Regions from separate parts of the Homo sapiens genome. Here region 1 is linked to region 2. Evidence: chromatin contacts called from ENCODE Hi-C or POLR2A ChIA-PET data. All regions are on one chromosome and are shown on one strand. The core of a region is the stretch at or near the end of the contact, and the rest is flanking DNA. Distances in the headings are between cores, read along the strand shown. Region 1 holds the start of BLM (BLM RecQ like helicase). Region 2 holds the start of SEMA4B (semaphorin 4B).

Region 1 (4,216 bases), core at 1,041-3,540, 520 kb after region 2:
CAAAAAAATGATTACTGGGTGTCATTGAAAAACAAGGTGCCCAGCTGTCCAGCTTACTTTTCTAGGATGTCTGATTCTATGAAGACTCTAAACCTTTCACTGTCTTTGAGCTACAGAACAACTATACAAACTATAGACACTTCTTGTCTATAGAAATGCAAATTGTGGCCGGGCACGGTGGCTCATGCCTGTAATCCTAACACTTTGGGAGGCCAAGACAGGCGGATCACCTGAGGTCAGGAGTTCGAGACCAGCCTGGCCAACACGGTGAAACCCTGTCTCTACTAAAATACAAAAAGCTAGCTGGGCATGATGGCGGGTGCCTGTAATCCCAGCTACTCGGGAGGCTGAGACGGGAGACTCTATTGAACCTGGGAGATGGTGGTTGCGGTGAGCCGAGCTTGCGCCACTGCACTCCAGCCTGGGCGGCTGAGTGAGACTCCGTCTCAAAAAAAAAAAAAAAAAAAGAAATGCAAATTGTTTTCAGTAGAATGCAATTGATTACTAAGCTGTGGATTTCATCAGTTCTGCCAGTTTTTGTATATATTTGTAGTTATTTCATTATTCCTCATTTGACTATGTGTGTGGTACTTTGAATTTTCCATTGAAGCAGTTGTAATCTTTCTGGATATCTCATTCATTAATGAGTTAAATAAAATCTCTAACATTTATTTTATATCTGTATTATATTTGATATTAAAATTATTCTTCAACAGTAGTATACAGTTATATGAATAAGCTGCAATTTATCTATTCATCTATTGGTGGACATCTGGGTTTTTTCCCTTTGGCTATTATGAATAAAGCTGCTATGAGTCTTTTGGTGAATAAAGGCATTCATTTTTTGGGGTAAATATCTAGAAATGGGATTTCTGGGGTATAGGGTAGGGGTAAATTTGATTTCAGTAGAGACTGATGTTTCCAAAGTGGTTGTACCATTTTACACTCCCATCAACACTGTATGAGAGTCCCATTTCTGCATCTTTGCAACTAAGGGAATTGTCAGTCTTTTCATTTCAGCTATTCTATGGAGTGTTTAATAGTATCATATTTTGGTTTCAATTTACCATAGAAGATTTTCAGGAGGGAGGTAACTTGAACAGATTTTTACATTTTAGAAAACTCTTTCTGCGTATTATGTGGAGAATGATTATTTGTATACCAAAGTTCATAGCAGCATTATTCACAATAGCCAAAAGGTGGGAATAACCAAGCATCCATTTATATGGATGAATGGATAAACAAAATGTAGTATACATGTATAATGGAATATTATTTAGCCTCAAGAAGGAAGAAATTCTGATACATGCTACAACATAGATGCTCCTTGAAGACATTATGCTAAGTGAAATAAGCCAATCAGAAAAGAGCAATTATTGTATGATTCAATTTATATGCGGTACCTCGCACTTACAGACAGAAAGTGCAATATCGGCTATAAGGGGTTGTGAGAAACGGGTAACGGGGAGTTACTGTGTAACAGGCAGATTTTCTATTTGGGATAATGAAAAAGTTCTGGAGATGGATAGTGGTGATGGTTTCACAACAATGTGAATGTACTTAATGCCAGTGAACTGTACACTTAAAAATGGTGAATTTTATGTTAGATAGATTTTATCACACACACAAAGAGGAGGGAGGGCGGGAGGGAAGGAGAGAGGGAAGGAAGTAGAGAGGGGAGAAGAGAGGAAGAAAGGAAAGAAAGTAAGATCTGGCATCACAGGGCCCACATTCCCGCGTGTCAGCAATAGGCTGAAACAGAAGCATGGTTTCTCACGTGTCCATGGAGGCATCTGAGTGTGTGCCCACTTTCCCGGTTCAATGACAATTTGCACCTGCTCGTGTAGAGGGGTACGGGTGAAACAGAGACCAGTATTATTAAGGGGATGGAGAGGAGAGACCGCCAAAACATCGCAGAGACACACCGTCGGAACCAAGAGAATGGGGTGCAGACGCCTGGCTTGGCCTGTGGGAACTGGCAAGTCTCAGCTCTCAAACGCCCGGGCTTTTCAACCCGCCACAGCCGGGTTCCAGCTGCCTACTTCCTTTAAAGCCTTCACCGACTCTAAAACACCAAAAACAAAGACCCAACTAGCTCCGGAAGCCCGAGATGTAACCGTAGTCATCTGACCCTCCCGTCCGGACTCTGATTGGGCTTTGGAGATACGCGTCCCTCCCGGCGCTGTACGGCGACCCCGCCCCAGCAGCCTGAGGGGGCGGGAACAGATGTCCGAGTGCGACAGTATTGGTCGGCTTCCCCAGGAAGCAGCCAATCGGAATAGGCAAGCTTCCGGCGGGAAGTGAGCCAGGGCTTGGCGCGGCGGCCGTGGTTGCGGCGCGGGAAGTTTGGATCCTGGTTCCGTCCGCTAGGAGTCTGCGTGCGAGGTGAGTACCGCGCGCGTAACTACGGGTCGGTCCGCATTGATCTAGCCCTGCTCTGGCGGCCCGGCCCGGAGCTGGAGGCCGCTCGGGTTCTTCCGTTTCCTGCACTGGTTCGCCTCGGCCCGCTGAGTCCTCTAGTCTGGCCAACATCCTGGGAGGACAGCAGATACATAAATACGTTCCCAAATGGGGAAACAGAGGCCCGGGGCGGGGGCGAACTCTGCCAAGGTCTCCCGGGGCGTCGGAGGCCGAGCATGGGCTAGGACCTGGCATGTTGTTGCCCATATACTCCAGTGCGTAACATGATGCCCTGCACAGAGTAATCCCAGCCCAGACCTCTGGCACTACTACCTCCGTGTCCCTCCTGAGGAACAACGAAAACACTTTGTACTTTTTCTGTGGCCTTCCATAATCACGAGCTGGGCTACTCTTGTTTTTGAGTGTCTACTGTGTGCCATGTTCCTGGCACCCTTGATCTTACAACTGTAGCTTTACGATATCCCAGCAAAGCGAAGTGCTTAAGAATACTGCATCAGATTGCTTGGGTTCGAATTCTGGCTCCTTCACATTTAGCTCTGTGTCTACTGCACGTTACTGAAACACTAAGTGTCTTGGTTTTCGTCTGTCATATGGGGGAAATGGTCTCTTCTACTTCCTGGCGTTTTTGTTAGGATTAAACGACTTAATATATGCAATAATAAATGCTTCGAAGGCTACCTGTTACATAGTACACAGTAAGGGTTCTGTTATCATTACCCAGAGAAGCGGATGAAATTGTCCCCATTTTAGACATGGAGAATCTGAAGTACAAAGAGGTTGTCTCCGTACAGAAAGAGCATTTGGTGATTAAGTGCTAGAGATACAGGATTTGAACTAAGCGCCTGATTTTAAAGTATGTCCCACAACATTAGGCTTTCTCCTATAGCCCTCACCTGTCCTTAGGTCACACAGAACTTTAGGTACCTCATGGCGTGAGATGGAGCAGGTGACTGACAGCTCCTTGTGCCACCCATGCAGATAAATAACACTGGTGTGTCACTGTCAAGATTAAGGGACAGGAATTCGAGAGACTGCATGAGAGATCAGAAGATGAAGAAGCGGGTAGGCAAAAGTATTCTGTTTGGGGAATAGTAAATAGAATTAATTAAATCAACATTTTGTTAGCTGGGCTGCTTATACTGTCAGACAGTAGCTTATAATCTACTGGGAAGAAATGAAATTTCTGGGTCCTGTGTCACTTTCAATGCCACTCACCATGACAGGTACCTTATAAGTATAGTTTACAGTCCTATCAGTAACCTGGAGAAGTAGTTATTTCCTTCGTTTTACTGAGGAAACCAAGAGTTAAAAAATCAGGAAAAGTGTTAGATGTGCAGTAGAACATCATCATGCTGGGAAGTTCTACACATCCGCTTCAGGACAGGTGGTATTACCTATGAGCAGGAAGGGAAGGGAAAAAGGTAAGGGGAATGAGTGATAGTTTATTGTTTTGATTTTTAAATTTTTATCTGTTTTTTCCTTTTTCATAGTCATTCCTGGAATGAGTGAGTTTGTTTTTGTTTTTGTTTTTGGGGGATGGAGTCTCGCTCTGTCGCCCAGGCTGGAGTGCAGTGGCGCGATCTTGGCTCACTGCAAGCTCCGCCTCCCGGGTTCATGCCATTCTCCTGCCTCAGCCTCCCAAATAGCTGGGACTACAGGCACCCACCACCACGCCCAGCTAATTTTTTGTATTTTTAGTAGAGACGGGGTTTCACTGTGTTAGCCAGGATGGTCTCGATCTCCTGACCTCGTGATCCGCCTGCCTCCGCCTCCCAAGGTGCTGGGATTACAGGCG
Region 2 (4,512 bases), core at 820-3,319:
AGGCCCTTGCAGTAACCAGGAGAAAGAGGGTGGTGCCTGGGCCCTAGGGAGCTGGGAAGTGGTCAGATTATAGATTTTCTAATGGACTGGATGTGAGGAGTGAGATAATGAGAGGAGCTGAGGGTTTTGGCCTGAGCAATTTAAAGATGGAATTGCCATTAAATGAAATGGGGAAGGCTGTAGGTGGAGCACATTTTTGAGAAGGGGGAGAGATCAGGAGCTTAGTTTGGGACATGTTGGGCTCGAGATGGTTTTCAGACAGCCAAGTAGAAATATTGAGGCCGGGTCAGGTGTGGTGGCTCACGCCTGAAATCCCAGCACTTTGGGAGGCCAAGGCAGGTGGATCACGAGGTCAGGAGTTCAAGACCAGCCTGGCCAACATTGTGAAACCCTGTCTCTATTAAAAATACAAAAAATTAGCGGGGTGTGGTGGCATAAACCTGTAATCTCAGCTACTCGGGAGGCTGAGGCAGGAGAATCACTTGAACCCAGAAGGCAGAGGTTGCAGTGAGTGGAGATTGCACCATTGCACTCCAGCCTGGGCAAAAGAGCAAGACTCTGTCTCAAAAAAAAAAAAGTTGAGGCCTTTTGGAGTTAAGGGCTGAGCAGGGCTGGACTAGGCGGCAGATAGGGGTTTGGGTATCACTGGCTGTAGGTGGATTGAACCCATTTAGAGTAAGCATCCAAACCTGGGCAATAGTAGCACTGTGGGTGCTTGGTGCTGTCCATATCCCATGTGGAATTCTGTGTCCAGTTCTGGGAGCCCCTTTAAAAGGGATGCTGCTAGCCTGCACCATGTCCACAGAAGGTGATGGAGGTACAGAAATCATGCAGCATGAGGAAACTTAGCTGTAAGAAAGGAGACCTGGGACCATGTGGGTGCTGTGCCCACCCTCTTGACAGCATCCCTGTTGTGGGAGCAGATGTGGCAGACCCTGAAAGTCGGGAGGAGAGGAAAAGAGGTGCTCTGAGGAGGCTGATTTTGGCTGGGGGTGAAGAGGAGCTTTCCTGCAATTGCAGCAAATTTATGGAGCGATGGTCTCTACTGCCATGGAAATAACTAGCAGAGGCTTTCACTCTTTTGGACTCTTAACTACAGGAGGAACTACTACATTTTTCTGTAATCCTGTGCACACTTAGGAAAAGTTGAAGTAGCTTTCCCAAAATTACTTATCCTTTGAGATTATTGCTTAGATAGTTTCTATGTTTTGTTTGTTTCTTAATGCTGTTGGGATCCACTAAATTGATTTCAGAATCTGCTAATGGTCCAGGCTGCAGTTGGAAACCCCTGGTCTCAGCAGAGCTGAACTCCACCCGTGGAGATGTTAGGAGCCAGGAGGATTAGGGGTGGGTGCCTCTGGGCTTCCACTCCAGTCTTAGGGGTTCCCTTCCCCTGCCGGGTCACGTGCAGGTTGTGAAGGTTTTACCTCCTCAGCAGTACATTAAATCCTATTATCCCACTTAAGCTAATCTTGCCCTTCCCCCACCCGAGGGCTTCGCGTGGACAGAATATTAAGCGGACAAGCCCGCAGGGTGCCTAGACTAAGTGCTGAGCTTGTAGTGAATGCCCAGCCATGACTTGCAGTGGATTGACCTGTGCAAAAATTGGACTCTCAAGCTGCTAGCCCCAGTGTCAGCACGAGCTCGGCCGAGTTCATTTGGTCGCAGGAACAAGGGGGTCGCCAGGAGCAAGAGCGGAGGGGGCGCCTAAAGGGAGGAGACCAAGGCCTAATCACCATCCGCCCCCTAACTCCCTAGGCGCATAGCGGGGACGCAGCGTGTCCCCAAACCAACGCCACTAGCAGAGGGTCCCAGAGGAGCCGGAAGGGGCCAGGGCCTGGGCGGCGGTGGGAGGGTCTGAGCAGTGGGGGCGGGGAGCTGGGGGTCGGCTTTCGTCCGCGTCCCAGCGCTCCGGCGGCCGCCGGGGCTACTGATCCCGGGCTTGGCCCCTGCGGCAGCGCCCCGAGCTGCCGCCCCTCGCGCTGCCAGCGCCCGGGAAGGAGGAAGGGGGAAGGGGGCGGGCCGGCCGGGCTCACGGCCGACTTCCTCCTTCAGCCCCGCCCTCCGCCGCTTGCGGGTGAGCTCTGCCCAAGCCGAGGCTGCGGGGCCGGCGCCGGCGGGAGGACTGCGGTGCCCCGCGGAGGGGCTGAGTTTGCCAGGGCCCACTTGACCCTGTTTCCCACCTCCCGCCCCCCAGGTCCGGAGGCGGGGGCCCCCGGGGCGACTCGGGGGCGGACCGCGGGGCGGAGCTGCCGCCCGTGAGTCCGGCCGAGCCACCTGAGCCCGAGCCGCGGGACACCGTCGCTCCTGCTCTCCGAATGCTGCGCACCGCGATGGGCCTGAGGAGCTGGCTCGCCGCCCCATGGGGCGCGCTGCCGCCTCGGCCACCGCTGCTGCTGCTCCTGCTGCTGCTGCTCCTGCTGCAGCCGCCGCCTCCGACCTGGGCGCTCAGCCCCCGGATCAGCCTGCCTCTGGGTGAGTGCCGGGGACCCGGGGACGCGGGCCGGGGGAAGGAAGGCTGCCGGGGACGTGCCTCGTGCGGAGGTGGCCGTGACAAAGGACCAAGGAGGGGACCTGTCGGAGGCACGGGATCCATTAGGACCCCTTCTTTTTTCAAGGCGCTGCGCGGAGGGAGGGAGAGGAGAGGGGAGCTGTGGGGCCGCTGGCCCCTTTCTTCAGTTTTCTTTCTGCGTAGGGATGGGGTCTAGCCCGCTCTGTCGTCCCCCCTAGTTCCCTTAGGAGGATGCACTTTCGGCGGGGTCCGCCTGCCCATCTACTTGTCTTTGATGCTGACCAGAGCCGACCGCGGTGCCGCCCCCGAGGGCGGCTCGGGGTAGAGGGAGGCCACTGCTTGCAGTCCTATAAACACTGGGGTTCTGGTATTCCCAGCAAGTCGCAGCAGGGCCGGGAGCTGTGGTGGGCGGGCAGGCGCCCGATCCTCCCTCTCCGCCCCTCCATCCCTGGCTTGCCAGTGCAGCCCCAAGCCCCAGCATGGAGAGACCTCCAGGCCCTGGGAGCGACCAGACTGCGGATGGGGGCAGCTCTGGGCGCTGACATTCCCAAGTCCTGGGAGCGAACAGACTGCGGATGGGGGCAGCTCTGGGCGCTGACATTCCCAAGTCCTGGGCGCGACCCCTCCTCAGAGTGACCTGGGAGTAGCATCCTGGTTGGCTGGGTTCCTTTCCTGGTCCTCACATCTGCTTCTGTGGCCACCTCCTGTTTCAGCCCTCCGCCCTTCCCTCTCCTTTTCCCTTCCATCCGGTTGCTTCTCCAGCTCTTCTTGGGGCACTTGGGCTTTAGATTCAGAGGGTCCTGGATCCCAAGCCCATTTCTTCCACTGGGCAAGTAAGTGCCTTCTGCTCCCAGTGCCCCACCTTTCTCATCTGCAAAATAGGCAGTCGTAGGTGCCTTGCAAGGTGTGTTACTCGGGTATGAAGTTTATAAGTGCCCAACAGATGTATCCGCAAGCCCTTTAACTTGTTGGTTGTCATATTGTATGACTTGGAATAAAGCATGTATGAATTAGAGGTTACAGACTGAAACTGTCCCAGACTTCCATCTCCTCACAGCATCCCCACCTCTAAAAGCATCCTGTTTACAAAGGGAAATAGTAGAATCAGCACTTAAATTAAGGCAGGGCCCTAGCGGCTTCAAGTAACCCTACCTGAACCCCTGTCTGAAATACTGCAGATGACCTGGGTTCAAATGCTACCTCAGCCACTTAGTAACCATGTGACCTTGAGCAGGCTACTTAAAGTTTCTGGGTCTTGATTTCTTCATCTGTAAAACAGGTATAATAACAGAACCTACCTCAAGGTAGTGAGGATTAAATCAGCTCGTGTTTGAAAAGTCGTTAGGACAGGGCCTGGTACGGGAACCGCTGAATGAGTGTTACTCAGCTCAGAGTTTACTTCTGTACATCTTGCCCAGATCTGGGGTGATTCTGCCTGGGGTTAGGACAGGGTTGGGGTGTTAGTTTGACTGTAGCCCCTTGGGTGCTTCAGCTTGTGAAGTCAGGATGAACAGGTGTAACCAGCCCCAGGCCTGCTGTCTTGCTACTTCTGTTGTGGCCACAACTCCCTTTGCCCTCAGACCCTCTCATTTTTGGGAGAAGGCAGGGTGAGATGGGGGCAGATGCTCCAATGGACTCCACTTATGGCCTTGGGAAAGCTGGGCCAGCTCATGGGACCATGTCAAAAGACGGTAGGTTTCATGTCCAACTCTGGAACTGGATGGGACAATCACAGGGTAGCTAGAAGGCAAAACTGGAGAGCAGCGAGGGGAATCGAGGGGACCTGCTTCCCGAGGAGCAGCTAGAATACTTGGTTATTATTACCAATGCAGCTGCAGGACCTGGTCCACTTCTACAAGCCCGTGACTGTTCCCAGGCTTCTGTCACGCACCAGCATTCACCTGTCAGGGCTGCCGTAGGTGGGCTTGCATTTTGTGCATTGTACCAAGGTGCCCAGCTGAGGGTTGAGAGGACCTGAAATGCAGTCCACACTCAGCTCT

The links. A loop is a pair of places that touch in the nucleus more often than their neighbours do. ChIA-PET counts read pairs that join two places held with the same protein, here RNA polymerase II (POLR2A). Pooled maps may share reads with other maps.
Region 1: a loop to region 2 is called in a pooled map, with 2.6 times the contacts of the local background. The contact joins the promoter of BLM here to the promoter of SEMA4B in region 2. A Hi-C loop is called at or near these places in 1 of 50 pooled maps. POLR2A ChIA-PET finds 5 or more read pairs at or near these places in 4 of 52 experiments (B cell, CD4-positive, alpha-beta memory T cell, OCI-LY7 and 1 more).

Annotation. Positions count from the first base shown.
Region 1 is chr15:90,715,056-90,719,271 of GRCh38, forward strand. BLM (BLM RecQ like helicase) reads left to right here and starts at 2,291. Exons shown (of 22, transcript NM_000057.4): 1 at 2,291-2,385. CRTC3-AS1 (CRTC3 antisense RNA 1) reads right to left here and starts at 2,085. Exons shown (of 4, transcript NR_120372.1): 1 at 1,926-2,085.
Region 2 is chr15:90,199,261-90,203,772 of GRCh38, forward strand. SEMA4B (semaphorin 4B) reads left to right here and starts at 2,070. Exons shown (of 14, transcript NM_198925.4): 1 at 2,070-2,475. The coding sequence starts at 2,319. RefSeq lists an enhancer at 1,618-2,589 and a silencer at 1,762-2,521.